2 separate regions of the Homo sapiens genome follow, and region 2 is linked to region 1. A link is a loop called in an ENCODE intact Hi-C map of the cell type or tissue named here. Cell type or tissue: GM12878. All regions are shown on one strand. Links, peaks and the distances in the headings refer to the core of each region. The heading gives the core; the rest is flanking DNA.

Region 1 (12,555 bases), core at 4,174-12,173:
TTGGGCTTGGGGTCGGACAGGGACGTTCAAGGAGATGCTGGGTGGTACATGAGTCAACATTCTTAAATGTTATTAGTTAGGGATTTGAGGTTTTTGTTTCAATCTGTTTTCAAACAAACATTATCATTAGTGAATATCATCACCCAGGACAAGGCTAAAAATTTTTCGAGCTAATCAATTTAAAGAAAAATATTAAGTAGGCTGGGCGCGGTGATTCACGCCTGTAATCCCAGCACCTTGGGAGGCCAAGGCGGGCGGATCACCTGAAGTCCCCAGTTTGAGACCAGCCTGGCCAACATGGTGAAACCCCGTCTCTACTAAAAATACAAAAATTAGCTGGGTGTGGTGGCGCACACCTATTGTCCCAACTGCATGGGAGGCTGAGGCAAGAGAATTGCTTGAACCCGGGAGGCGGAGGTTGCAGTGAGCCGAGATCGCGCCACTGCATTCCAGCCTGAGTGACAGAGGGAGACTCCTCGAAAAAATAAAAAAGAAAAGAAAAATATTCAGTAGAAAGTTGTCCCATTGGCAGGCAGATACGTCAAAGTCTTCAGGATCTTGCCTGCATGACTGAATTTTGGGAACTTCCATTGAGCCCAACACCCTTATTTTATGGAGGAGGAAACAGGGTCCCAGAGCAGTGGTGACGCATTCAAAGTCAGAGAGAGCTAGCTGTGGACACACGAGCATCAACCCTGCAGAATCCTGTTTCCAGAACTGGAATCACAGCGCCTCGGCGGGGCTCTTTCCACTATGAGATTTCTTTTTCCTTGCAAATGAATCGCTGCACTAAACAATTTTGCTTGTCAAATTATGCTGATTTCTTTCTTTTCTTTTTTTTTTTTTTTGAGATAGGATTTCACTCTTGTCACCCAGGCTGGAGTGCAACAGCGCAATCTCAGCTCACTGCAACCTCCACCTCTGGGTTCAAACGATTCTCCTGCCTCAGCCTCCCGAGTAGCTGGGATTGCAGGCATGTGCCACGACACCCTGCTAATTTTGTATTTTTAGTGGAGGCGGGATTTCTCCATGTTGGTCAGGCTGGTCTCGAACTCCCGACCTCAGGTGATCCACCTGCCTCAGCCTCCCAAAGTGCTGGGATCACAGGCGTGAGCCTCCGCGCCCGGCCTGCTGATTTCAAATATGCAGCTTACCTTATGTTTTACTTCCAGCAAGATGTCCACCAGCCTCTGCAGCATCTGATGATGGGCCCCGAGCTGCGTGGCAGACACACAAGGGGTTAGCTGAAAAGGCAATGGGTGGCGGGGGGAAGCTCACTCCACTGTAAATACACCACGTTTTAAAAGCAATCCTAGGCCAGGCACGGTGGCTCACGCCTGTGATCCCAGCACTTTGGGAGGCCGAGGTGGGCAGATACCTAAGGTCAGGAGTTTGAAACCAGCCTGGCCAATATGGTGAAACCCTGTCTCTACTAAAAATACAAAAATTAGCTGGGTGTGGTGGCACACTCCTATAGTCCCAGCTACTGGGGAGGCTGAGGCAGGAGAATCACTTGAACCCAGGAGGTGGAGGTTGCAATGAGCCGAGACCACGCCACTGCACTCCAGCCTGTGTGACACAGCGAGTCCTGTCTCAAAAAAAAAAAGCAATCCTAATGATGGATCACCACTTTCTTCATTAGATCTACACCCCAGCAAGTGATTACCTTTAAAAACACGCCTATCACAGAAAGCATTCTCTCCCACGACAGCTTCCTTGTAATTTTGGTATTTCACAGAATTCCAGTGAACTAAATGCAGCTGAAACACAATGGAAAGAGAACTTAAATTGATCAGCAAGAAATAAGACAGTCACTTCCCCTTCTGAATGGCTGACCTATGTGTCCACTTAATCATAATGAAATGGCCAGGCGTGGTGGCTCACACCTGTAATCCCAGCACCTTGGGAGGCCGAGGTGGGTGGATCACGAGGTCAGGAGATCAAGACCATCCTGGCTAACATGGTGAAACCCCGTCTCTACTAAAAATACAAAAAAAAAAAATTAGCCGGGCATGGTGATGGGCGCCTGTAGTCCCAGCTACTCAGGAGGCTGAGGCAGGAGAATGGCATGAACCCAGGAGGTAGAGCTTGCAGTGAGCTGAGATTGTGCCTCTGCGCTCCAGCCTGGGTGACAGAGCGAGACTCCGTCTCAAAAAAAAAAAAAAAGAACTAAGTTGTTGCAGCCAGATGTGTAAGATCCCAGCACCAGCAGCACCTCTGAGCTCCCAGGCACTTGACGAAGCCATGGGAAGGAAGAGCCTCAGTCTTCCTGGTGGTGGGAAAAAGGAGAGGATCATGTTAACCTCATCCAATAGAAATGGGTGGTTTCATTATTTTCTACTTCCTAGTTATCCTTGGACAAGGATTACCAGAAAAAACTCAGGCCTCGGCTGGGCGTGGTGGCTCACGCCTGTAATCCCAGCACTCTGGGAGGCCGAGGCGAGTGGATCACGAGGACAGGAGTTCAAGACCCGCCTGGCCAAGATGGTGAAACCCCGTCTCTACTAAAACTACAAAAATTAGCTGGGCGCGGTGGCAGGTGCCTGTAATCCCAGCTACTCAGGAGGCTGAGGCAGGAGAATCACTTGAACCTGGGCAGCAGAGGTTGCAGTGAGCCAAGATCGCGAGATCATGCGATCGCGCCACTGCACTCCAGCCTGGGGAACAGAGTGATACTCAGTCTCAAAAATAAATAAATAAATAAAATATCTGTTCATCAAAAACAAAGTTGCAGATAGAGATACTAAAATAAAAGGCATGTTGTTAAATGAAAGGAAGCACACAGAAGCCATTGTTGTGCTCATTCTTGGAACTATTTATAAATATGTGTATGATGATGACAATAGATATCACTCCCTATTTATAAAATGTCCAGAGGTCACCTCTGGGTGTGCGATTACAAGCAATTTTCATTTTTTGGTTTGGGTGCACTCTAGTTCCACATTAACTGCAGCATTACTTTCATAACAACAACAAGTTCAAAAAACAGAAAGAGTCCTCAACTTGAAAAAGCATCAAGAAGTCAGGTGAGTGGGTGAGCAGAGGTGTGATAAAGTGAATATGGCAAAAATGATCATCACAGGACTGAGACGTCAAACTCATAGATTCTTCTCGTTCATTTCTTTTCATTTTTTCATATGTTGCAAAAATTTCATAATAAAATATTTGGGGAAATCTATAAGGCATCACTTATCACCCAAAAAAACTACAAAAACCAATTCCCAGCATTGATCCGCACTCATTTTCTCTACTGACTCCCACTTTGGAATGTTGAAAATAAGACTGCTTTAAGAAGATGATCTTGGCTGGGTGCAGTGGCTCACGCCTGTTATCCTAGCATTTTGGGAAGCTGAGGTGGGTGGATCACTTGAGGTCAGGAGTTCGAGACTAGCCTGGCCAACATGGCAAAACCACATCTCTACTAAAAATACAAAAATTAGCAGGGCCTGGTGGCACGCACCTGTAATCCCAGCTACTCGGAAGGCTGAGGCAGGAGAATCGCTTGAGCCTGGGAGACGGAGGTTGTGGTGAGCCAAGATTGCACCAATGCACTCCAGTCTGGGTGACAGAGTGAACCCTGTTTCAAAAAAACAAAAAACAAACAAACAAAAGAAGATGATCTCTATTGCAAAGATGTTCAGCTTCTCAGCGGAGGGCCTTGTGGATTTGCTAGTCCCTACAGCTGCAAGCACACAGCTGAGTGAAGCGTGGCAAAGAGCTCAAGCTCTGACTTTGAATCCCAGCTGTCTGGCTTTGGCAAGTTCCGTAACCATTCAGAACCTCAGTCTCTTCTTCCGTTAAATGAGAGAACTTAAAGTGCCTTCTTCGTAGGAGAGGAGTGTGACTAAACGGGTGGGGCGGCCGACGGTTCTGGTTTGAGCACTGACAGTCCCAGGCCCCAGGAAATCCTTCACATCTGAGCGGCAGGCATGGCTTGTTCGCCCCCCACCATAGAGCCGGAGACATGGAAAGCGTCCAGATATGTGCCGTTAGGCCACGTCTACAAACCTCTGCGGGGTACACGTGGCCGTCCACTGTGTGCTCTGAGCCCCCCTCATTCACTGCTCCCCAGTGGAAGTGAAATTGCTTCAGTCTGTAGTGGTTTTCCAAGGGCCCGCCACTAATTCCTGGAAATAAAGGCAGCGAGACGTGTGTGTCATTTTGTCTGTTTGTTGAGCTGTGGTGTTACCTGAGGCATTGTCTACATTAGGGTTATATGAGTTCACTCGCAAGGGGTTGCTGTATGGTTGAAGTGACAAGCCAAAGGTGGGCTCCGTGAAAGGTGGGCTCTGTCTGTCCCATTCACTCTGCCCCCCGCCAGCCCAGCGCCTGCCCAGAGGTTCACAGTAAATGTGGAATGAAGGCAGGGTCCCAGTGCTGCCACTGGGTGGTGGTGAGGGCCTCATCTCCCTGCAGGCAGAAATCGATAAAGAAAGTTTCTGAGATGCCTGCCTGTCCTATAAGATTTCCAGACTTTAATTTAAAAAAAAAAGATGTCTTCCAAATATTTTTTAAAAGCAGCTTAAATCCTATCACCAAATAACATTATAAAATAACACAATGAGCAAAGTTTTTGTTTTGTTTTATTTTAAGACAGAATCTTACTCTATCGCCCAGGCTGGAGTACAATGGCATGATCTCAGCTCACTGCAACCTCCACCTCTGGGTTCTAGCGATTCTCCTGCCCCAGCCTCCTGAGTAGCTGGGATTACAGGCATGTGCCACCAGGCCAAGCCAATTTTTGTATTTTAAGTAGAGACAGGGTTTCACCATGTTGGCCAGGCTGGTCTCAAACTCCTGATCTCAGGTGATCCACTCGCCTCTGCCTCCCAAAGTGCTGGGATGACAGGTGTGAGCCACCGCTCCTGGGTGAGCAAGGTTTTTAAATAAGCAGACCCTGAGCTATAGCATCAGTCCTGATCTCTGGCAGTCCCTGCTTAATCTAGGCCCACCACAGGGCCAGCTTTTATTGGAACACTCCTTCCGTCCTAAGTCACCCTAAACACTCGCCTTGGAGTCAGCGCTCTCCACCTGCAGGACTTGGGGTGCCCCTCTCCATGGCACAGTGCCAGGTGCAGCCTCCCAGGAGCTTCCTTCTCCTGACACGTGGGGCTCAGCCATAAGCATCGCTCACTGAGGCCTCTGGCTCTGCCTCACAGAGTCATGGCTGCCATCCCCAGGTCCAGGTAGTGCTGGGAGTCTGCCTTTTAACGAGCTCCCCAGGGGTTCTGATGTGGGTGGCTTCTCCTGTGTCTAAGCACTTTGTCACTAACAGATTTCCATCAACAGCTGCTACAAATGTGGTACCTATTCCACACGTTTTCATTGAAAGGAGCACAGTGTGCTCCTGGGATGGCTGGGCAAGGCTGGAAGGCGCCAGCAGAACTGGAGCACTGATCACGAATTCGCGGTGGCCCGAGTGCCTCCCGTAGCTGTGGAGGAGCCTCGTGTCACCCGCCTTGCTCATGTCACCTCCCGCTGTGGCAAAAGCCAGGAAAGCACTGAGCGCATGACGAATGCCTTGGGGAGCTTGACACTGCTGACTCCTGGTGGTTTCCTGACACCAAAAGTACTTGGGCTGGGCGTGGTGGCTCACACCTGTAGTCCTAGCACTTTGGGAGGCCGAGACGGGTGGATCACTTGAGGTCAGGAGTTAGAGACCAGCCTGGCCAACGTGGTGAAACCCATCTCTACTAAAAATACAAAAATTAGCTGGGTGTGGTGGCGGGCGCCTGTACTCCCAGCTACTCAGGAGGCTGAGGCAGGAGAATTGCTTGAACCTGGGAGGTGGAGGTTGCAGTGAGCTGAGAACGTGCCACTGCACTCCAGCCTGGGCGACAGAGTGAGACTCAGTCTCAAAAAAAAAAAAAAAAAAGTACTCATAGTTGGAGGCACCAAGGTGTAAACTGGAAAATGGAAAATGGATTTGGCTTTGGTCCAGTCAGGGGCTAGGCAAGTGCTGGACCAAGCCACAGAGCTGCTCACTGCCCCTCTTCACTCAAAATCTCAGTGTTGGTCTGGAGCAACCTCGGAGTCATATGTAGTTTTAAAATTCTACCATTATGAGCAAGTCTTCTATTCTCCTTAAATATACACAGATGAATTACATCTCAATTTTTAAAAATACACAGAAAGAGTGCTTCACACAATCAGCACATAAAATCACTTTGTTAGGCCAGGCACAGTGGCTCACGCCTGTAATCCTAGCACTTTGGGAGGCCAAGGCAGTTGTATCACTTGAGATCAGGTGTTCAAAACCAGCCTGGCCAACATGCTAAAACCTTGTCTTTACTAAAAATACAAAAAATTAGCCAGGTGTGTTGGTGGGTGCCTGTAATCCCAGCTACTTGGGAGGCTGAGGCAGGAGAATCGCTTGAACCTGGGAGGTGGAGGTTGCAGTGAGCCGAGATCGTGCCAATGCACTCCAGCCTGGGCGATAGAGCGAGACTCTGTCTCAAAAACAAAACACAGGCGTGAGCCACTGTGCCTGGCCTCCAAAACACAATGTAAGGAACTTACAGAACCACAAAATGCAAGCACGGTGAGCTCTGTGCTCGCTTCGCCTCGGCCTGTGTCCGTGGTAGAAAGGGGGTTTGCAGCCTACCAGCCCCAGCGGCATCAAAGTGCATTGATGGGTGGCTGAGGGTGGAGCCTGCCAGGGGGTCTGCCTCTCGCTCTTGGGATGGGCTCACTCATGATAAGTTTACTGTGTGGAAATTCATGCATGTCTGTATCATCTCTTCTAGAATAGAAATGCCTAGAAGGCAGGGATGATGGATGCTTCATGGACAAGTTAGACTGGACCCAGCCTGGTAGATGTCATTTGTAAGACTGAGTTAAGTCCCATCCAGTTGCACTCTTAGGACAGAGGCTGTTTCTGGGCTGGGCATGGTGGCTCACGCCTGTAATCCCAGCACTTTGGGAGGCCAAGGTGGGAGGATCACCCAAGGTCAGGAATTCAAGACCAGCCTGACCAACATGGTCAAATCCCACCTCTACTAAAAATACAAAAAATTAGCCACGTGTGGTGGCAGGTGCCTGTAATCCCAGCTACTTGGGAGGCTGAGGCAGGAGAATTGCTTGAACCTGGTAGGCGGAGGTTAAAGTGAGCCAAGATCGCGCCACTGCACTCCAGCCTGGGCAACAAGAGCGAAACTCAGTCTCAAAAAAAACCAAAAACAAACAAACAAAAATGGCTGTTTCCGTCTGGACCATCACTGTATCAACACGACTTAGTGCAGGAAGGGGTCATTGAAGGCACACAACGAACCCTCACGGGATGAATGAATACAGGAATGAATGGGATTAGTCAGTTCATTGATTTATTCATCGAATCACTCGGTCGGTAAGCAGCTCTGTGTGTTACAGTGGAATCGAGCCTTTCCCACGGCAGTTTGGGAACCGCCTGGGATTTCTAGGAAAGTCCACAGAACACAGAAATAGTTAAAGACCTGGATTTGCAACTCAGCTCTGCTTCTAACTTGCTGTGTGACCCTGGGCAAGTAGCTTAGCCTCTCTGAGCCTAAGCCTCTCTACCTGTTAAACGAGAAGAGCGGGAAGGATAAATGGAGACAAGGCAGGAGGCATTTTGTAAAGTGTTGTCTGATGATGGCAGTGGTGGTGATTGTGCATCGCACACCATTCAGGGGCTCCGCAGCTTCATCTGTGTAAAGAGAGTTACTACACGTTTCTCCTGGTCCCAGCTCAAGCACTCTAGGGTTCTACGTAGGCACATAAATAGGGTTCCAAAGAGCGACGCCAACTGCATAAGGCATAAGTCCACTGACAGCCGATGCCTGCCAGACCCCCACCCACAAAACCTAGTAGAAAAGTCACCCTCCAGAATGTGGCCAACCAACAAGGGCCAGGAACAGGAGCTGCTGGGACCAGAAGGGACTTGTGAGCCCTGAGCCTCTGCAGGGTAAGGTGCTGTGCTAACTCTGGGGCTAGAAGACTTTCCCAAGGGTTTCCAGCAGGGCTGGAGCCCACAGGCATCTCTTCACCTTTCCCGACCCCGAGCTGTCCCAGAATTCTTCTTCTTCTTTTTTTTTTTTTTTTTTTTTGAGACGGAGTTTCACTCTGTCGCCCAGGCTGGAATGCAGTGGCGTGATCTCAGCTCACTGCAACCTCCGCCTCCCGGGTTCAAGAGATTCTCCTGCCTCAGCCTCCCAAGTAGCTGGTACTACAGGTGGGCACCACCACACCCGGCTATTTTTTTTTTTTTTTGTATTTTTAGTAAAGACGGGGTTTCACCATGTTGGCCAGGATGATCTCGATCTCCTGACCTCATGATCCGCCCCCCTTGGCTTCCCAAAGTGCTGGGATTACAGGCGTGAGCCACCGTACCCAGCCTGTCACAGAATTCTTTACTGCGGCAGCCTCTGATGGGCTGGATCCTCCGCCTCTCTACTCATTGGAGTAAGAGACAAGTCAGCCCTTTCCAATCTGCCTCCTGAGGGGAACCATGGGGCCCTCGGGACATGCGGCCCCTCCTCAGGCTGGCTCGGGGCATCTGCACCCCTGTACCTGAGCAAGGGACTTGCTTGAAACGGCGGCCACCCTGGGCTGGGGACCAAGCACGCTCAGGGGAAAACCCAAAAAGGCTACTGTGTCTCACTGGCTCTATGATACGCAAATGAGGAGGGAAGCGAAACGTTCGTTCTTCTAAGAGGGTAACTGCAAAGGAAGTCTGGGCCGCTGCGTTTTCGGGAACAGCAGGTGCGGTGGCCGATGGATAACTCGGGCTGGGCTGGAGCGGCCCCTGGTGGCAGTTCGGTGAAGAGGCACCCGGAACCTGGCAACGTGGCCCGCGCGGGGCGCACGCATATCAGGAAGACACAGAGGCCTTTTTACTGAAAATGCCAGCGGGTGCGGATTCCACAGGCTCCTCTTCAGCATCAGTCTAGTGTGGGATTCATACACCTTGAGCCTCTTTCAAGGTGAAACAGAGAATCTCACTGAAAACTTTAAATCCCACTGTAAATTCCAAAATTAGACCTGCGCCGCGAAGACCGCCCACCAGCAAAATGCCAAGCGTATTTCTTTAAAAACTGGAAAGCCGTGTTTCGCTGCTCTTCCTGTAGACAATACAGCATGGGGGCAGGAGTGGGGTCTGGAGTCGGACGCACGTTCAGAGGCTGGGGTCACTTCTCCCAAACCGTGTGCAGTCGGACGCACGTTCAGAAGCTGGGGCCGCCACTCCCAAACTGTGTGCTCTAGGTCCAGCTTTTGCACCCCTCCTAGCCTCAGTTTCCCCATCTGTAAAGTGGGGATGATCCTTGAACCCCCACCATAGGACTGCTGTTACGATTAAGTCACATGGGAAATACGAAGTCCTTAGCACAACGCTTGACATAAAGGAAGCACTCTAAAACAAACAAACAAACAAACAAAAAACAACGAACTGGAAGCCACTGAAGCCTTCATGGGGTGAAACAGCTGATTAAGGGGCAAAGGCTCTCGCTGGCCAGGTTCTGGCGTGTCCCGGGCACCACGCATCCTGTCCATGAGCTCACGTCGTTGTCGTGATGGAGAAGGCTTGGTGCATACCAGAGTGCGGCGGAGGAGCTGGCCTTCACTGGGCACCTGCTACCTGCTGGGCATTGCGAGGTAACTTTATGTTCCTCCCAGGATGAACTCCTCACAATGGCCCTACAGAGCAGGTCCTGTGAGTCCAACTTTGAGATGAGGAAATTGAGACGCAGAGAGGTTCGGTCACCTGCCCCATTTTAGCCGGCAACCTCACCCAGGTCTGACGGTCCAGGCCCTCAGCTTTTGTAGTAGGGTTCAGGCCAAACTCTGCTACTTGCCTTGCCAGTAAAGTTAGGGACCCAATTTAAGGCTGCAGACCTGGATAAAATAATCTCAAAGTGACTTCTTTTTTTTTTAGGTGGAGTCTCACTCTGTCACCCAGGCTGGAGTGCGGTAGGGTGCTCTCGGCTCACTGCAACCTCTGCCTCCCAGGTTCCAGTGATTCTCCTGCCTCAGCCTCCTGAGTTGCTGGGACTACAGACAAGTGTTACCACACCCCACTAAATTTTGTTTTTGTTTTTGTTTCTTTGAGATGGAGCCTTGCTCTGTCACCTGGGCTGGAGTGCAATGGCCAGATCTTGGCTCACTGCAACCTCCACCTCCTGAGCTCAAGCGATTCTCTCACCTCTGCTTCCCGAGTAGCTGGGATTATAAGCACCCACCAGCATGCCCAGCTAATTTTTGTATTTTTAGTAGAGGCAGGGTTTCACCATGTTGGCCAGGCTGGCCTTGAACTCTTGACCTCAGGGGATCTGCTGCTTCAGCCTCCCAAAATGCTGGGATTACAAGCATAAGCCACTGTGCCAAGCCTAAAGTGACTTTTCGTAATGACAATACAATGTCAGGATATTCTCCTTAATCAAAAAAAAAAAAAAAAAGGCAAGCCCAATTCACGAAAAGGGGTCTTTAAGCTGCCAGCCCCCATCCCCCAGACTCTGCTATCGGCAGGGCTGGTCCACCGGGCAGCACTGGCCACTGTTGCCTCAGCGTTCTGTGCAAGCAGGTGCGTCAGAACCGGCTCATGGAGATATAATTGAACGATTGCCTCAGCGCGTGCCAGACTCTCCAAACATAATAACAGATGACGTTTGGGGTCGGCTCCAGGCGGTGACGTGCTGGCCCCAGAGAATATTGTCTCTGCTATTACAACAGATGCTGTTAATAGCTATCTATTTGTAGTTCGGGGCTTTTACCAAGATGAGCAGGCTTTTGGCAGGCACGGGTTGTTTGAAGGCTTAAAATTAGTACAAGAGAAGTTTGAGATGTTCTAATTACTGGAAATTTCAAATAACACGATGCCGCAAGGGACCGGTCTGCTTCCGGTGCCACTCTCGGGGGTAATGCACGTTCCCAAGCTGTAAATGGGGAAGGCTGAGGGCTTCTGTGTGCCACCTCCCCAGGCAGGCAGGGGCCGCAGCCACTGCAAGCCCCTGCCCACAGAACTCGGCGATGACGGAACCTAGACTGCTCCCTGGAAGTTAGCCTCTGAGACCATCACATATTGGCACTGGTTTGAAAGCCAGGCAAATGTGGGCTCCAATCCTGGCTTCACACGGTGGGGCTTTGCAAGTTGTTTTATAGGTCTGTGGCCCAGACTAGACATTTGTAAAAGGATAATGATGCCTATGGCAAGGATTGAGTACTGTGATGCTTACAAAGTACCTCCCTAACAGTCCCTGGCATGCAGTGAGAGCTCAAATAATGGTAGCCACTTACTATTATTATGACTGGTGTTATTGTTATTATTAAAATTACTGTCATCGCCCAGGCACGGTGGCTCACACCTGTAATCCCAGCACTTTGGGAGGCTGAGGCGGGCAGATCACTTGAGGTCAGACGTTTGAGACCAGCCTGGGCAACATGGTGAAACCCGGTCTCTACTAAAAATACAAAAATTAGCCGGGGGTGGTGGCACGCGACTGTAGTCCCAACTACTTGGGAGGCGGAGGTGAGAGAATCGCTTGAAGCCGGGAGGTGTGGAGGTTGCGTCACTGCACTCCAGCCTGGGCGACAGAGGGAGACTCCATCTCAATAAATAAATAAACAATAAAATAAAATAAAATTGCTATCATCACTGGCATCGTCATCATCTCACTACAGCAGAGATCCGCAGTTCCCCGAAACAAATACCACGAGTCTCAAGGTAAGACCTGCACGTAAGGATGTCGAAAGATAAATATGTCTTAAGAACATGTCCATGAGAAGGGGCTTTGCCAGCCATGCAAGCATAAAAGAAGAAAAGTCCCTCATTCATCCAAAAACACCCGCTGAGTTTCTCCCGCGTGCCGGGCACCACGCTCAGTACGGGGGACAGAGGGAGGAGGCTCTAGGCTCTGACTTGCCCTTGCAGAGCTTGGAATCCAGGAGTGTCAGACGGTGGTAGAGATAAAAAGCTGTGTGTCTGAGAGGTGAGGGCGTGGGCTTTGGGGCCCTAAACTTGCTTGGGACGCCCGGGAGGGCCCCCGTGGAAGCGGCGTTTCAGTGGAGCCCTGAAGATGGGTTTCTATTTGTCAGGTGAAGATAATGGCAGCTCCAGGCAGAAAGGGACGACCAGCGGAAAGGACCCTGGTGAGAGCAGCCACCACGACGGAACAGGCAGAAGCACCAGCTGGCAAAGGCACTGTCAGGGGCAGCGGGAGATGGGATTGGAAGGGCAACAGGGTTGGCGCCCGTGGTGGCAAAAGGAAGGGGGGCCTTCGCCAACAAACCCCAACAGGGTTTTTTTTTTTTTTTTTTTTTTTTGAGACAGAGTCTTGCTCTGTCACCCAGGCTGGATGCAGTGGTACAATCTTGGCTCACTGCAGCCTCTGCCTCCTAGGTTCAAGCTATTCTCCTGCCTCAGCCTCCTGTAGCTGGGATTACAGGCACGCACCACCACAACTGGCTAATTTTTGTATATTTAGTAGAGACAGGGTTTCACCATGTTGGCCAGTCTGGTCTCAAACTCCTGACCTCAGGTGATCCACCTGCCTCGGCCTCCCAAAGTGCTGGAATTATAGGCGTGAGCCACCACAACCTGGGGAG
Region 2 (16,016 bases), core at 4,376-12,375, 1.5 Mb after region 1:
TTGTCATGTTAACAGAACCATGGCAGCCACTGAAGGCCAAATGTGAGAACAAAAGGCCACTATGCTGAGAACAGCAGCAGGAAGGATAAGAGCCTGGGTCCTTGGTGACACTGCTGAGGCGCACAGCCAGCCTCTGCACCTGCCCTGCCTCTGGCCTCCTCATTAAGTGAGGCTTTTAAAATGTCTTTCTCTCACCATTAGAATCCCACAGTCATATAAATTGTTGCAGGCAAGGTCCACTGATAGATGCTAAAATTAGCAGGTCAATGTTTGAGGAGAAACAGGATATTTGCATGGTCTAAAAATAGTATCTCTGCCAAGATACATATTAATGATGAAAGATAAAATAGTACCCTTACAGTTGTGAAACCCACCTGAACCAAGTGATCAAGGTTAATATCACCAGTAATAAGACATATTGATGCCTTGCTGCCTCCTTTGAAACACTGAGAAGGGCACATTGCTTTTGATATTCTTGCCCTAAAATGCAAAACTTCAATCTAATCATGAGAAAACATGAGACAAACCCCAAACTGAGGGACATCCTATATAAGTGGCTAGTGCTCTTCAAAAGTGTCCACGTTGGCCAGGTACAGCAGCAGCTCATGCCTATAATCCCAGAACTTTGGGAGGCCGAGGTGAACAGATTGCTTGAGCCCAAGAGTTCAAGACCAGCCTGGGCAACATGAGGAGACCCCATCTCTACTAAAAAAGAAAAAAAATTAGCTGGGTATGGTGGTGCACACCTTTGGACCCAGCTAACTAAGGAGGCTGAATTTGAGCCTGGGAGGTCAAGATTACAGTGAGCTATGACTACACTACTGTACTACAACCTGGGCAACAGAGCTAGACTCTGTCTCTAAATAAATAAACAAACAAACAAATAAATGTCAAGGTCATGAAAAACTGAGCTGTCACAGATTGCAGAAACTGAGGAGACAGGATAATTAAATGCAATGTGGAATCTGGGATTAACTTCTAGAACAACAAAAAAAATTAGTGGAAAAACTAGTGAAATCCAGATAAAATCTGTAGTTAATAGTATTGTACCAATGTTAATTTCTGGCTTTGATAATTTTACTACAGTTATACGAGCTGTTGACATTAGGGGAAATTGGCTGAAGGGTATATAGGAATTCTCTCAACTATCTTTGCAACTCCTTCTGTAAGTCCAAAATTATTTTTAAGTTGTAAAAAAACCATCCAAGGAGGCTCTCCTAAATTCTGTTACCAAAAAGTAGACATTGCATCACTTCCTGAATTTGCTGTAGTAAAAGTTACTCAGGGATTACAAAGAAAAGGACTATATCAATCTAGAAAAATTCCCCCATCTAGTAATTGCATTACAAAATGCAGTTGTATACGTTTATTATTAAGTTTTCCTATTTAATATAGTGTAGGGTATTGAAGGAATAAGTGGAAAAAAATAAAAACTTTGAAATAAAACAGGCCTAGGTTAATATTCAAAACCTACCAGTTATTTCCTATGTGACTTTTAGGTGGATTACTTACTCTGTTTGGGACTCAGTATGCAAAAGTATAAAATTAAAATAATAAAGCCTAGATTAATTGGAGATTCTGTTACTTATAGCTGAAAGTATCCAAAATGACACAAGTATCAGAGAAAAGGCAGGTAAATGATTTTTCTCTCATAGTAACTACATTCCAGTTGGGGGAAGACAGATGATAAACCAATGAACTAATAAATAAGAATTTCAGAGACTGCGAAATACTATCAAGATAAAAGAGGGTCCTGACAGAGAATGAGTGTAGAGTGAAAGGGTAACTGTGGTTATGGTGGTCCAAGGAGGCCTTTCTAAGGGTCCATTTGAGATGAGAAAGAACTTGCCCCGTGACCATCTGGGGGAAGAGTATTCCTGGAAGAGGAAAACAGCCAAGGCCCTGTGTTCAAGACACTAAAAGGTGGGTTCTGTGCCCAAAGTGAAAGAAAAGTGACATAAGATGGTGCTATAATCTGAATGTTGGTGTCTCGCTCAAATTTGCATATCAAAACCTAACCCCCAGTGCAATCGTGTTAAGAGGTGAGCCCCTTAGGAAGTGTTAGGTCATGAGGGCAGAGCTCTCATGAGTGGGATAAGTGCCCTTGCAGGCAAGGTTCGAGGGAGCTTGTTTGCCCCTTCCACCATATGAGGACACAGCTGGAAGGTGCCATCTATGAGGAACAGGCCCTCCCCAGACACTGAATCTGCTGGCGGCTTGATCGTGGACTTCCCAGCCTCCAGAACTGTGAGCAATACATTTTTATTGTTTATATATTACCCAATCTAAGGTATTTTGTAATGGCAGCAGGAACAGACTAAAGATGGAATTGGAGAAGTGGACAAATTTAAGAGGCTGATACAGGAGCCCAGTCTGGGTAGGGATCATGTGACTTGGACTTGATGTTATCAGTGGAGAGAAAGAGAAGTGAGGCACATTGAGAACATAATTGTGGAGGTAGGACTGGACAGGGCTTTTGAATGGGTTCGATGTAAGGAGGGAGTTGAGGGGAAAAGCAGCATCAAGGATGGATCCTTAGTTTCTGGACTGAGCAGCTGGACTGGATGTTGATGTCATTTACCAACACAGGAAGGCTGGGGTGTAGGAAGAGAGCAGAGAATCATGTTTTGTTGTGTATCTCCACATTGCTTTAATACCAACTTACCTCCACATTTCTGTTCCTTCTGGAAGCTGGTCCCAGCTAAGGTCAATTATTATTATTAATTATTATTAATTTCTGGACAGGTGAACTAGAAGATAAACTCCACATGACGAAGGGTTTTTTTTTTCCTGTCTGGTATGCTGATGTAACCCATGCCCAGGCCAGTGCTTGGCATAGCAGGTGATCCACAAATATGTGTTGAACGATTAAATTAATGCTCATTCTTATGTAAGATGACCTGAAGGCAGCAGAGTCTTAGAACAACTACAATCCAACTTTGAGTCCACTCAGTCCCTAGCTGCCGACCAGAAAACAGGATGAATTCTCTCTGGAGGCAAATATCATCAGCCAGAGCCTACACATTTTTTCCTACACACTGCCTAGCATTAATCAAAAAGCACAACAAGAAGTAGAACAAAACAAAAAAAACCAGACAATAGAAAGAAGTCCACATGTGACTAGATACTAGTGTTATCAGATCCAACCTTTAAAATAACTAATATGTTTAAGAAAATAGACAATCAAATGAAGAATTTAACCAGAGACCTAGAGTCTCTGAAGAGCTAATGCAAATTCTAGAATTGAAAACACCATAACCAAAATTAAGAATACAATTAGGTGGGTTTAACAGCAGATTAGACTTAGCTAAGATGGACAGAACTGGCAAATAAAAGCAGATGTCCAGTTAAATTAGAATTTTAGATTAACAACAAATAATTTTTCATATAAGTATGTTCATTCAAAATTTTGGACATGCACTAAAAAACTATTCACAATTTATCTAAAATTCAACTTTAATGAGATGTCCTTTATTTAATCTGGCAAGATTAGATAGAACTGAAAAGATTCATTCAGTAAAAGCTATCCAGACTGAGGTAAGGGGATCAAAAAGAATAGGAAATACAAAAAAGAGTGAAAGGAATATTTGAGACATGGTGGAAGTCTAAGATACATGAAATTGGAGTCTTAGAAGAGGGCAAAAAAAAAATGGGTCAGAAGCAATATTTAAAGCAATAACACCTGAGAAGTTTCCAAGTCTGATTTATGAAGTGAAGGATAAAAAAAAAAAAAAAACTCCATCCTAATAAAACTGATGGAAACCAAAGAGAAGCATCTTCAAAGCAGTCAGGAAAAAAAAAAAACAAAAAAACAAAAAAACCCAAACCACACATATCTTCAAATTAACAGCAATAAGACTGATAGCTGACTTATGAACATAAACAGTGAAAGGCAGAAGGCCATGGAATGAAAATGAAAGAAAGTAATTTCCAACCTAGGATTCTATTCCCAGTGAAAATGCCCTTCAAGAAGACCAAATAAAGGCATTTCCAATCAAATAAAACTGAGAGAATGTATCGCTGACACAGGCTTAAAAAGAAATAAGGGAGTTCTTCAGGCTGAAGGAGAATGATCTCAGGCAGAAGCAATCAAACACTGGATTGAAGGAGTGATGAGCAATGGAAAGTAAATATATCAGTAAATCTGAGTGAATATTGACTACTCAGGATTACTAATAAAGTTAGGTTAGATGGTGTGCATAGAATTAGAATGCAAGACAAACATAGCAAGTGGTGGAAATGGGTAAATGGAATTAGTGTCCTAAATAAAGCCCTTCAAGGGGTAAACAAATACAAATTTTTCCTAGAATCTTTTTTTTTTGAAGGGGGGATGGGGAAGAGAACGGAGTCTCGCTCTGTCACTCAGGCTGGAGCGCAGTGTCGTGATCTCGGCTCACTGCAACCTCCGCCTCCTGGGTTCAAGCGATTCTCCTGCCTCAGCCTCCCGAGTAGCTGGGATTACAGGTGCCCGCCACCACACCCGGCTAATTTTTGTATTTTTAGTAGAGACGGGGCTTTACCATGTTGGTCAGGCTGGTCTTGAACTCCTGACCTCAGGTGATCCACCTGCCTCAGCCTCCCAAAATCCTGGGATTACAGGCTTGAACCACCGTGCCTGGCCCTTTTCTTACAATCTTATAAATCAAAAGTGCGTGTTGAAATTACAAGGATAACCACAAAAGGAGAGTAAAAAAATAACAAACTGAGGAGAAAAATTAGAATAAAAAAAATGCTTTGTTCTGTGGGTTAAGAAGAAAAATTTTAAAAATTAAAAAAAATCCTTGATACATCTCAAAGAAAAGCAAGAAGAATAAATATAAAATAAGCAGGACAAATATCCAAGAAAGTTAAGATAGTACCAAAAAACCAAATACATTAGTGATTATATTAAATGTAAATAAACCAGGCATTCCAGTTAAGCCTCGTGATGATCATGTAGACACCGTTATCCACATTTTACAGGTGTGAAGAATTTGAGCTGTTGAGTAATCCGCCCAAGATTGTCCAGCTAGCAAGATTCGAACCCCGCAGCCTGCTCCTGGACCCTGAGCACGGTGCCTTTCCAAGCGTCTCCCTGTTCTCCAGCCACCCAGCACTGCTTTCGGTCAGCCCTTCCGCACACTCTACCCAGACTCCTGCAACCAGCTCCGAACCGGCTCTCTCATGACACATCTTGTCATGGTGACCATGCGAAGGTGCAAACTGGATCTCCTCTCCCCTAAATTAAAATCTCTTCCTGGATTTTCATTTACTACAGGACAAATGGAGCAGTTCATAAAAGGTCCCCCTAGATGGGATCTCCCGCCCCCTTCATCCAACGCTTCTTGCCTTCCTGCCCTACATTCCAGGAAGACTGGACTCAGGGTTTCCAGAGAGTGCAAGCAGTTTCCCCTGCCTGGAAAGTGTGAGTTATGGCCCACTGCCCCCTCCTCTGACCCCAGGAGGGTCGGCCCCTCCTCCTCATCACTATTGTTATCATTACAAATGGCTCCATTCAGCCAGCGCTTTCTCTGTGCCAGGCACTGTGCTGAAGGCTTTATAGGCATCATTCCCATCTAACTCTCACCACTCTATGATGCAAGTACCAGTATCCTCCATCTTCTGGATAGAAAGACTCAGGCAGATTACTAATTCAGCTAGTATGTATTTACTAAGTAACTGCTATAAGCTTGGCACCCTCTTAGATGCTGAGAAAAAGAGCAGTGAATAGAACAGGCAAACCTCCCCGCTCTCATGTAAGCTCACCCATCAGCTCACATATGACCTATGGTAGTTGTGATAAGTGATATGCAGAAAATAAAATAGGGAGTACGGACAGCGTGTGAAGCAGGTTGCAGTGTTCTAAAAAGGTAGTAAGGGAAGGCCTCAATAAGGTGATATGTGAGTAAAGATGTGGAGGAGATGAGGGAATGAGCCAGGCTGGCATCTCGGAGAAGAGCATTCTAGGGACGATGCCTTGAGAAAGAGCAGGGAATAAGTGGCAAACTTGCTGAAACGTTATCTGTTGGCCAACCTGACCTCCTGACTGGCAGGTGAGCCCCTCCAAGTGTGGTCATAACCCCAGCAGCTGGGCACACAGAAGACATTACTAAATGAAGGAACCTGGACTCCGATTCTGAGTGAAACAGTAAAGGGGCACCTTCCTCACCACAACTTTTGTGGACTTGGAACCCTGAGGCTGGTGCCATTCATCCTCAGTCCCCAGTGCACAATCCCCACACACTGTCCACTCCAGACTCTCGGAGAGGAAAGACGTATTACACCCTTTTCCCTGTGTCTCTGGAACTGGATCTGTGCACTGTGGGCCTCTCTGGAGTCCTCCTAAACAAAGGGAAGGCACAGGGGTGGTGTGCTGGAATGCAAGATCCCTGAGACCCCACCGGGGGCAGGGAGGCCTGATTCCAACTAGGCACTGCAGTCTCATTTGCACCATCTTCTCACGTTTCACAAGAAAAATGGAGCTGTTAAGACATCCAAAGAGCAAGTCAAACTGATATCAAATCCCTGAAAGCTCTAAGAAACGAGTGCAAGGCCATTGGGTTATATGGCATGCAAAAATGCACCACCAAGGGAGAGGACAGCCCTGTCCTCTGTGTATAGCAGGTGTTGGCAGAGGGTGAAAAACGTAGCTAAGACCAGACCAAACCAAGACCGAATTCCAGAGGGGTTTGCAGAAGGTAGACCCAACCCACCCAGCAAGGTGAAATCTACCAGATGACCCTCGTGGAGAAGCCTGAGAAAGGAACAGGGTCGCAGAGAGGAAACCTGAAGCATCCATCTGGGAGAACCCAGGAAGGAGTGAAGAGCAATGGAAAGTGAATGTATTAGTAAATCGAAGTGATTAACCGTTCAACGTTATGTTAGATGATGTACACAGAATTAGAACATATGACACAGAACCCAGCTGGGAGAAAGGGGATACTGGGGTGGGGGAGGACCTCAAGCTACATCCCACGGAGTCAGAGTGGCCTAGAATCACCCACGGGGCAGTTTAACACACAGGAACATGCAGCTCTGGGCAAGGGGTGTTATCACACCTTTGCTTTCTTCAGGAAGATTTACAGGGACCCGAAAAGTATTCAGAGAGACGTTGACCATTCAAGTATTGAAAGATAATCTTCCAAATCCTAAGGAGACAGGCAAAATGATCCTTAAATATCTGCATAACTATTAAATCTACATATTTTATGACATGTGAACACTTTGTGGCATAATGAAGCCTCTTGAATAATCAGCGTACTACATGGTTAAACTCTCTAACAGAACCTAAGCGAAATCTTACCATTTCAAATTAGAGAGCTTCAGAAGTGCTGTACCTAGCACGGCATGTGGTTCACACTTGTCAGGAACATCAACTCCCCCCACCCCAACCCTAAACCATAATGCTGTGCTTTAGGGAAACAAGATCTGTCCTGATCTGTACTCAACACTTTCCGGGAACAAATGATGGCTGGTGGCACTCCCCTAAACAGAAACCCCTGTTCACTGATACCGTATTCCCCAACTCATACTGAATAAACATTTCCACACTCAGAGGCTAACCACCTGCAGGCTGGACTTCTAAAATGCATAAGAGATCTTTAGTGCCCCCACGTGGCCATAGGTGATGTGACATCCTCAGTAGGGAGTTCTGTCCTGAAGGGTGGGAAAGACAGCTGGAAAAATGTTGTTTGTATCAAAAATATTAAATATCTAGGGTATGAGACAGCGCAGGAAGAATGGCCCCTTTTATACTGCTATTTCTTCCCATCATAAAAGTTTGGTAAGAGGGGGAAAATAATGCGAAATGTTGAAAATCTGTTGGATTGAACCAGAATGTGAGTTTTTGTCCAGTTCCATGGCCCAGGACAAACTGTCTCTAATCCGTCATGGAGGAAATGGGAAGAACCATCCCTGATTGTGAAAATTATACAAGCATGGATGTGATTTTTTGTTTTAAACTTTTACACAGAAAACATATGTATACATCTTTCTGTAACTTGTGTTTTAAACACTGCAATTTTAAGGCATTTTGTAAAGACTGATGCAGTACAATTATTATTATAGTCAACACCAAAAAGATATCAGTTGGCAAGGGGGAGAAAGGAGAAATGTGGCTTGAAGAGGACATCTTGTAATAAATTTATTGTATTTTGTTACATTTTCCACTTTTCTCTTAATTCCAACTGTATACTATATAATCAACGCTGTTTCAGAAATAAAACGTTTCAAACGTAAAAATATAAATTCTGCTTCTTAAAAGTGCATACACTTTGAATAATAAAACATACAAATAAATAACAGAAATCAGTGACACATCTCATGCACTTGTTCTAAAATAAATTTAAAATGTACGATACACTTTTCTTCCAGCCTCTAGGAAAGACATCCTGCCTTCCATATTACTGTACAACTGAAAATGAAAACGACACAGAAATCACTATCCACGGTGCATGAGTAATACCAAAGCACTTTGTGTACAGTGATGTGACATGCAGCTTTCAAGACAACTACAGAAATTCCAGTGTAAAAACTGAAGAGTTCAATCAAGAAACGACTTATGTCAATGAGGCTTAAATTCAATTTTAACCAGTGGTGAGAGGCACAGTTGGTGAGCAGACCTCTATGGAATGCAAACACGTATTTGAAAGGCCTACAAAGAGAACTCCAACTTCGGAAATACTGTAACTGCTTTTGCATTTGGTATGACACCACACCGTTTATAATAGCACCTAGGAAATTTCATATTGCATTTGGACGACTGCAACAGATATCATTATTCTGGATGGCCTTTCTAAAGAAACATTTCCAACTTGCATGTCTACTTGTATCTTCATTCCTTAAAATGTTGAAAACACCAGGTAAATTGTGGTGTTTTGTAGGCAGCATGAGGCTCGACAGAATGAAACCATCAGATTACTTCGAAGGTGTTGTAGTGCATTCAGCTCACCACAGATTAAAACTAAATTTTATTTGCCTCCACAGTTAACACAGAGTGCCAAATTCTGGGATGTGTATTACTTAATGGTAAAACAAACAAAAAACAAAACAAAACAAAAACACGAAAAAATAGCAATAAGGGTTTTTTTTTTTTAAAAAAAAGACACCAAAGAAAATGTTTCACATTCATTTTCAAACTAAAAAAAAGAATTCCTGAAACCACATTCTGGATAAGAACTATCCTAGAGAATGAGCAAAAGTAGGAAATTCAGCGGCAGCCTGGGGTTTGCTACTGTAATTCCTACAAAAAGGCAATAATTCTATCAAAAGCAGGGACAGGCTTTCCAAGGCTAGGAAGGTTGTTTCTTTTCTTCTTCGACAATTTCTAGCTCAGAGTGACTTCCCTATTCCCCCACGGGCCTGGGGAAAAGGTTCTGGGGACAGATGCAAACCCCGCGGGGACACTCAGCCTGCTCCAGCAACTAAGACCACCAATTTCCACCAGACTGGCGAGTGCTAGGCCATTCACAACATGGTCCAAGCTCCCCAACTGGGCCTTGAATCAGAAGGGCCCTTGTATTTCAAATGGGAGTTTGATATCAGTATCTCTCAATTCTTTTTATTCTTATTTTTTCTGCTTCTCCTACACAACTGAGGAATCAGTCACTCCTGAGTAATTCAAATGGCAGTGATTCTCGCCATAATTCTCAGTAAAGGGATGACGTATCATAGTGGTTCTCAATCTGTCTGCAAATTAGAAACACCCAGAAGCTTTTAAAATACATGGTAATTCCTGGATCCCACCCCTACATGAATTAGATCAAAAGCTAGGGACTGGGACCCAGGCACTGTATTTTTTAAAGTTCCCCAGCTGATTCTAGTTAATGTGGGTCTTCACTATCTCAGACAAGTCATTCAGAAGAGGCTTAAAAGAATCTTGAGGAAAATACATGTGTGAGATTCAAAAAAGTCTCTCAAATTTGCTGTGCACCCCTTCTCCCAAAAATTGGGAAACACTAAACAAATGTAAGATGGATCTAGAACCGAATCCACTGCACAACACTCCCAGAAATTCCATGGGCTTAGTCTAATTGTGATCAGTGGCTGGGAAGCCCCAAAGCTTTTCAAAATAGCTCTAAGTCTCTATAAAAGCATCTTTTAATTCTTAGCACTATTAGAAGCCACATTCTTTCCTTGTGACCAAAATAGAACCCTTGAAGATATAAAAAATTAAAATCTATAGAAAATGGCAGGTTATTTTTAGAACAAAACACTTTAGGAAAGTCTTCAGGCTAAATACAGTATGTACACCAATGATGTGTGTTCAACATATCCAATTCCACTTCTGCTTGCAAAATACTTTACAATCTCGCCAATGATCAGAAAAACAGCAGAGAAATATATGCAGAGCAAAACAAGAAATCGCATTCATGCTCTTCTACACAATGATGAGTAAGCCATATTTTGAAAATCACAAATTTAAAAATAGAGCTCCATAATTGTTGCCTTTTTTTTTTAAGACTTAACATTTCATGTCTATATGTTTTATTGTTTGCTTGCATAGGTAGTAAGAGCATGCTTTCTGAGTTATATGGAGGCCACGCACAATTGTTTTTACTTGGGGAAAAAAATGGTCATGCTCAAAATGCATCTGCAAAATACTTTGAAAGTTGATCAAAAGGCAGTGTGAGAGTGTTCATTTAAATAAAACCACTGGATTTCTCCCCAAACCATGTAGTAGAGTTTAACAATAATGTACCCTTTATGAAATGAAAGTTAAAGACAGCCTGCACAGTAACAGCTACTTTTTGTGTTCGTTTGTGATAGGTACTGGTTTGTCAGCAAAGTTTGCCTTTCTCAACTACAAATAATACAAAGTTCCACGCACCTCCAGAATACGTGTTTTATTGAAACTGTGCTTATGACTTGCATACTATTTCAAAAATCCAACCCAGAAACACTAGTTAAATCTTTGTATCCAATAATTATAATAACCTACATTGGAAACAATCACTTCGGCTGTTCAGTAATTTGTCCGAATGAAATGTAACGTCTGATGCCCCTCTATGTGAAATAAAGCACGCTTATTTCAAATAAATGAGCTTTGTTCACAGCTCTTCTCTGCTCCATTTTCCCTAAAGGCTGCCACTCTTGGTCCCTTTACATACTGTTGCTATTTTTTTCATGATAGTTATTTTAAGGGAATGACAATGTTCCCCTCAAATCCCACATCCGTCTCATACAAACATAAGATGACCCAATGTTAACGTAAAGTGACTGTGTAATGGATTTTCAACCCCTAAATAGTAGAGACAGCTCAGTCTGAAAAGGTGGATGGAAGAGTAAAATGTCTCTAAAGATGAAGGGCACTTTTGGTTTCCAGAAGGAACAGACTTGCTCAAGAGAACCACAAGCCTTAGCCGATTTGACCGGAATCCACGTGATCTCTTTTCCCAGGAGAACTGTCACTCCATTTAGGACACCATCACATCCCTTGCTTGATGGGCTGTGCTCCCAGGGCTCCTCAGCTACAGCAAATCCCTGAAGCTTTCAGTTTTGCCTCTGTGCTCAAAGAAGGCCCTCCATAAACGTTTGCAGAATGAATGATGAAAACAAGATTGCAAAAGCGTGTCAGGCAGCCTCACAGATAATTACAGTATTTTAGCACACCACAAATACTCCCACATCCGTTCCCACTGGTCCAGCATATTATTACTTACTTTCAGTTCAGCTGCTTTCAGGACGAGAAAATACAAAACGGATGGGAAATGGTCTAAGATGACTGGAGCCTAACGGTTTGAGTTTCCACATTATCTAAGGGATTACCAAGGCAAGATGTAGGGCTGTCTTAAGGAATGATACGGCCTCAGTGCAATGGATGTTTACAAGAAATCAAGAATAAAACTTTAAAAAGCAAACAAACATTACAGATACAACATTACTGTTGGTGATTATTTTGTGCCTACCAGGAGATGACTGCTCTAATCAGGCCCATCTAGATGTCAACGAGAAACCCAGGCCTATCATCCCTAGCAGATAATTTTTAACCCCAAAGCACATACACGCTCATTGTGCTAAATATTGCTGGGAAAATTAAAAAAAAAAAAAAAAAGAAAAGAAAGAAAGAAACCAACACCAAGTCCCCAACCCTACCAATGAACTAAATTGAATCAAGTAACTACTTTCCCACAAGATACTTCCCACCTCAAGGAGCACCTCCAAACTTTCGGGCCAAATAACCTTTCCTGTGGCCTAAAGTTGTACCTAGTAGTTGGAGATAATGAAATTTTCACTGTTTACCAACTATGGAAATAAAATAGCTTCATGATGTCTAGACAATGCCATGATACTTCCTGATTTTTTCTATTAAACCTGAAACAAGGACTAAACTCCATGACATACAGTTTATAGACACTGACATTTTATTCCAGATCCCATGGAAAACCAAAGGGATTTGTAGAAACGTTTTTCCTTTTTTTTTTTAAGTCACTAGACATCGTGGAAAATCCATTCCTAGATAACTCAAGAATAAAAATATTTACCACTGTGAAAATTAAACTAGTTTCTATTAATGCTTGACTACAGCAAAAAAGAAGTGTTATTAAAAACCTTTGTCTAATCAAACTATAATTGTTTCAGAGATTCAGATAGGAGACTTCAAATGAGATCTACCTATTAAACAAAAATGAGAGGTTTGAGTTAGACATTCAATTCCTGATATAGATGATCTCTTATTTGGTGCATCTTTTTCAGGAGATAAAAGCGATACAGAAAAACGAGAGCGGTGGCTACACACTGATGGGGCTGTGATGTGCTGGGCTGAACGCAATGACAGCATCGAAGGCAGCCAGTTGCCGCAGATGTACTGAGCAGATGAGAGTGGTACTGCTTTGAGAACCCACCAAAATCTGAACAGTAAAACCAGGACAGCGAGTGAAGAAGTGAGTACAGGGCTGAGTGCAATGGACAACAGGCTCACAGTCAATGAATCACATGGAGCACTGTGGTAACTTTCACAAGGCTAAATGTCTAAATCTTAAATACTGCCAAGGGTCTAAAATTCCAGCTACCCTCAACAGTAAGTGGTCTCCAGACTTGCAAGTTACCGGCTAATGCGCAAATTAGCAGCAAAATAAAGTTAAGTAACGTACTAAAAACTTTTCCCAAGAGATATTCTTGGGGGGAAAAAAGAAAAAAAAAGTAGTGCAGAATTCACAGCTATGCATGCATATGTGTTGTAGTTAATTCACACACAGCAATACTGAAAAGGGAGGTTATATATGGATCTGTGCACCAAGGGTTCAAGAAGAACTTGAAGAGTCTGACGAAAAACGCTAATATTTAAAAGCACATAAACTTAGCATGCTGTATTTACTGGCAAAGTGACAAATGCTATTCAGAGAGAATCAAGACCTTCACTCTCTTGACATTTAAAAAAAAAAGAAAAGCTAAAAATTGAGCAGGAAAGTATTGCCAGGAGACCTTGAAAAAGCTTGCAAAACTATATACTTTGCTTATCTGTGAGGTTTTTTTTGGTGAGGTTCTCCTTTGTAAGAAATGCAATTTGCACTGACACGGCCAGATGGAACACACTCCAAAACCTGCTTGTGAGTTCTGGGCATGAGATGAAATCTTAAGAACAAAGAAGAAATAATAAATGAGTTACTGAAAGGCAGCCCTAACAGAGACTGACAGACAGGATCTGAAGTGCATATGTAACACTTGATCACACAACGCTTCAACATACCACCATTGGCTTTTGGCAGAAGGCAACTTCTTTCCTCTCCAAGCTACAAGATGAGGGAACATGAGCCCACAGACACAGGGCATCGTGGAGCTTCCCACCTCTAACGGAAAAATGCAACACCTGACAAGGAAAATGATGTCCAGTCTTTCACCCAGTTTAGAATCTAGAAGTTTTTTCCAGGAATCTGTCAAAGGTGTTAACTGCTCTACTACAGTGCAAAATTCCAAGAGCCTTAGCTAGTAATTTCAGAAGGAAAAAAAATTAAACGAGTGACTGGCTTTCTGGCTATCCAATCTGCCACTTCCTAGGACCTATCCCAAGAGTCAAGACAGGTTTTGGTGCACATGTCACCACAGATAGGAAGGTGGTGAAAGGCTTCATTTCTACCTCGAAAATGTCTATCTGTGGCAGTAGGAGAAATGACACAGTCACCCACATGGCACCTTCCTCTTTAATCCATTTACTGGTGTGCAACCATCCTAGACTAGCTGAGTATATACCTGAGAAACATTAGTGTTAAAATATTGCCCTTTACAAAGACTGGTAGATGGGGCGAAAGTGCAGAAAGCAAGAGTTTTTCCCTCGATTTGTTTCGTTGTTAGAGTCACAGTTTTTAGAGCTCCTGGTGCCACCCACAATCCACAGTAAGGACAAGTCCTGCTCAGAAGAAACACGAGTCAGCTCCTTCCTCCTTCTACGCACTAATGGTAGCTTTTCTGGTTCACAGGTTTCAAAACCCTCATATCCAAAGAAAGTCATTAGAGTTCTCTAGAAAGAAATATGTACAATTGCTAAAGGGACCGTCCTGGGTATCGTCTACAATTATTCCAGTTAGCTTGGTGTCAATGTTTTGCCTATGGCTGTTATTTGGTTCAATGGCAGAATAAGGCGACGCTTTGAACAATTTGCAATTGAATTAGACACACACACGCATACACTCACACACACACACACAGTCGGGCACGTGACTCAAAAAAGTACAAAACAAAAGCACAGGAGGCTTTGGTGGGAGGGCAGGGGTTCTAAATAAATAAACATCTTTACAGATAAAACACTTTGATTGCAGAAATATCACTGAGGTTTTTGAGAAGGCCGTGCAGAGGTTTGCATGCTAGAAGATAACTTTTTTGAGGATTTCTCTGCAGACTGCCTGCCACCCGGAGACGAGGGAACTCCAGAGTCTAGTTGGGAAGACTTGGATTTGCGAGCGGACAGCAGGGAATGTTTGGCAGAAGCAGGGTCCTTGGTGACAAGCTGCTCTTTTCCCGTTGTATTTGCATTTGGCTGCTGGGAAGCTGGAGGCTGGTGGCCTCTCTCTGCCTCGTCGTCCCCGGTGTTCTTACAGACAGACTTAACAGAGCTCCCACCAGCCTTTTTAGAGAGCAAGGCTGTCTTGCCAAGATCCGTCGAGCGCCGGGTTTCCTTCTGTCTCAAGGCTGATTTGAAGAAGGACAGCCCCTTGTCCTCAGACTTGCTGTCCCTCTTCAAACCAGACTTGATGCTTGTGCTGGGGGAGCGCAGGCTGGCCATGGAGGAGCTCCGCACGTGCTTCCCGGCCCCCCTGCCCTCCCCTGCTCGGGCCTGGCTCACCCGAGGGGAATTGGGTTTGGAGGTGGAGGTGGCGCTGGCTCTGTCAGAACCCAAGCTTTGTCTGGAGCCCTCTCTACTCAAGCTGTGGTCTGAAGTCCTGCTCTTCCCAGGTGGGAAAGGGCTCCTTGTGGCAGGGCCCGAGGCCTTTTTGGCAGATGTGGAGGAAGCAGTGTAGGTGAGGGCCGAGGCTGACTTCTGCTTCTGTGGCGAAGGAGATGACACGGAGTCCTGAGATTTCGGGGATGACTCCTTTTTGGGTTGGGCAGGGGCAGGGGATGAATGCCGTCCACTGCCCCTGGAAGAAGAATCTGCTTTGCTGCGGGAGCGGGAGGGCTTTAGAGAGACTTTTACAGGAAGAGGAGAAGAAGGGGATGTACTTGAAAGGGATGACTCCTGGCTTGCCAAGGCTGGTCTCCCCTTCCGCAAGCTTTTCTCTGGCTCAGAAGTGCCTTTGGAACTGGGGGATCTCTTAGTTGTGCTCTCTGGTTTCTTTGCGAGTGAGCCTGGGTGGCTGGGGGCTTTCACCTCTTTGACTGGAGAGCTGTCTACGGAGTCGCTCTGATCCACATAAGCGATCTGATTATTGTTATCAAATGGACCAGAGAGCGGGGGCAGGCGGTCCCCTTGTGCTGAATGTTTGCTCTGTGTATCTACGACACTGGAGTTCAATCTGCGGGTGTCCGATTCGTCTTTGAACACGCCTTCCATGACAGCCAGAGGGGCCCGGCCCACAGCCTTGTGCTCACGGCGACTATGACTG

Evidence for each region. A loop is a pair of places that touch in the nucleus more often than their neighbours do. Peaks named below come from ENCODE experiments on the same cell type or tissue, not always from the same donor. Only the 100,000 strongest peaks of a DNase experiment are listed, where the experiment ranks them.
Region 2: a loop joins it to region 1, with 15 times the contacts of the local background. A loop is called at or near these places in 7 of 110 quality-filtered maps.

The regions. Positions count from the first base shown.
Region 1 is chr16:21,546,247-21,558,801 of GRCh38, forward strand. It overlaps the pseudogene LOC646828. Among named protein-coding and RNA genes, the nearest start is that of MIR3680-1, 46 kb to the left of the region's middle. RefSeq lists enhancers at 3,551-4,051, 4,794-5,295, 8,037-8,847. In GM12878, for the core only: a CTCF peak has its summit at 8,764 (motif pointing left); a DNase peak (open chromatin) is centred at 8,675; H3K4me3 peaks cover 399 bases; H3K27ac peaks cover 374 bases.
Region 2 is chr16:23,053,309-23,069,324 of GRCh38, forward strand. USP31 (ubiquitin specific peptidase 31) reads right to left here. Exons shown (of 16, transcript NM_020718.4): 16 at 8,098-16,016. The coding sequence ends at 14,738. Among named protein-coding and RNA genes, the nearest start is that of USP31, 88 kb to the right of the region's middle. RefSeq lists an enhancer at 14,662-15,163. In GM12878, for the core only: a CTCF peak has its summit at 7,590 (motif pointing left); DNase peaks (open chromatin) are centred at 7,563 and 11,613.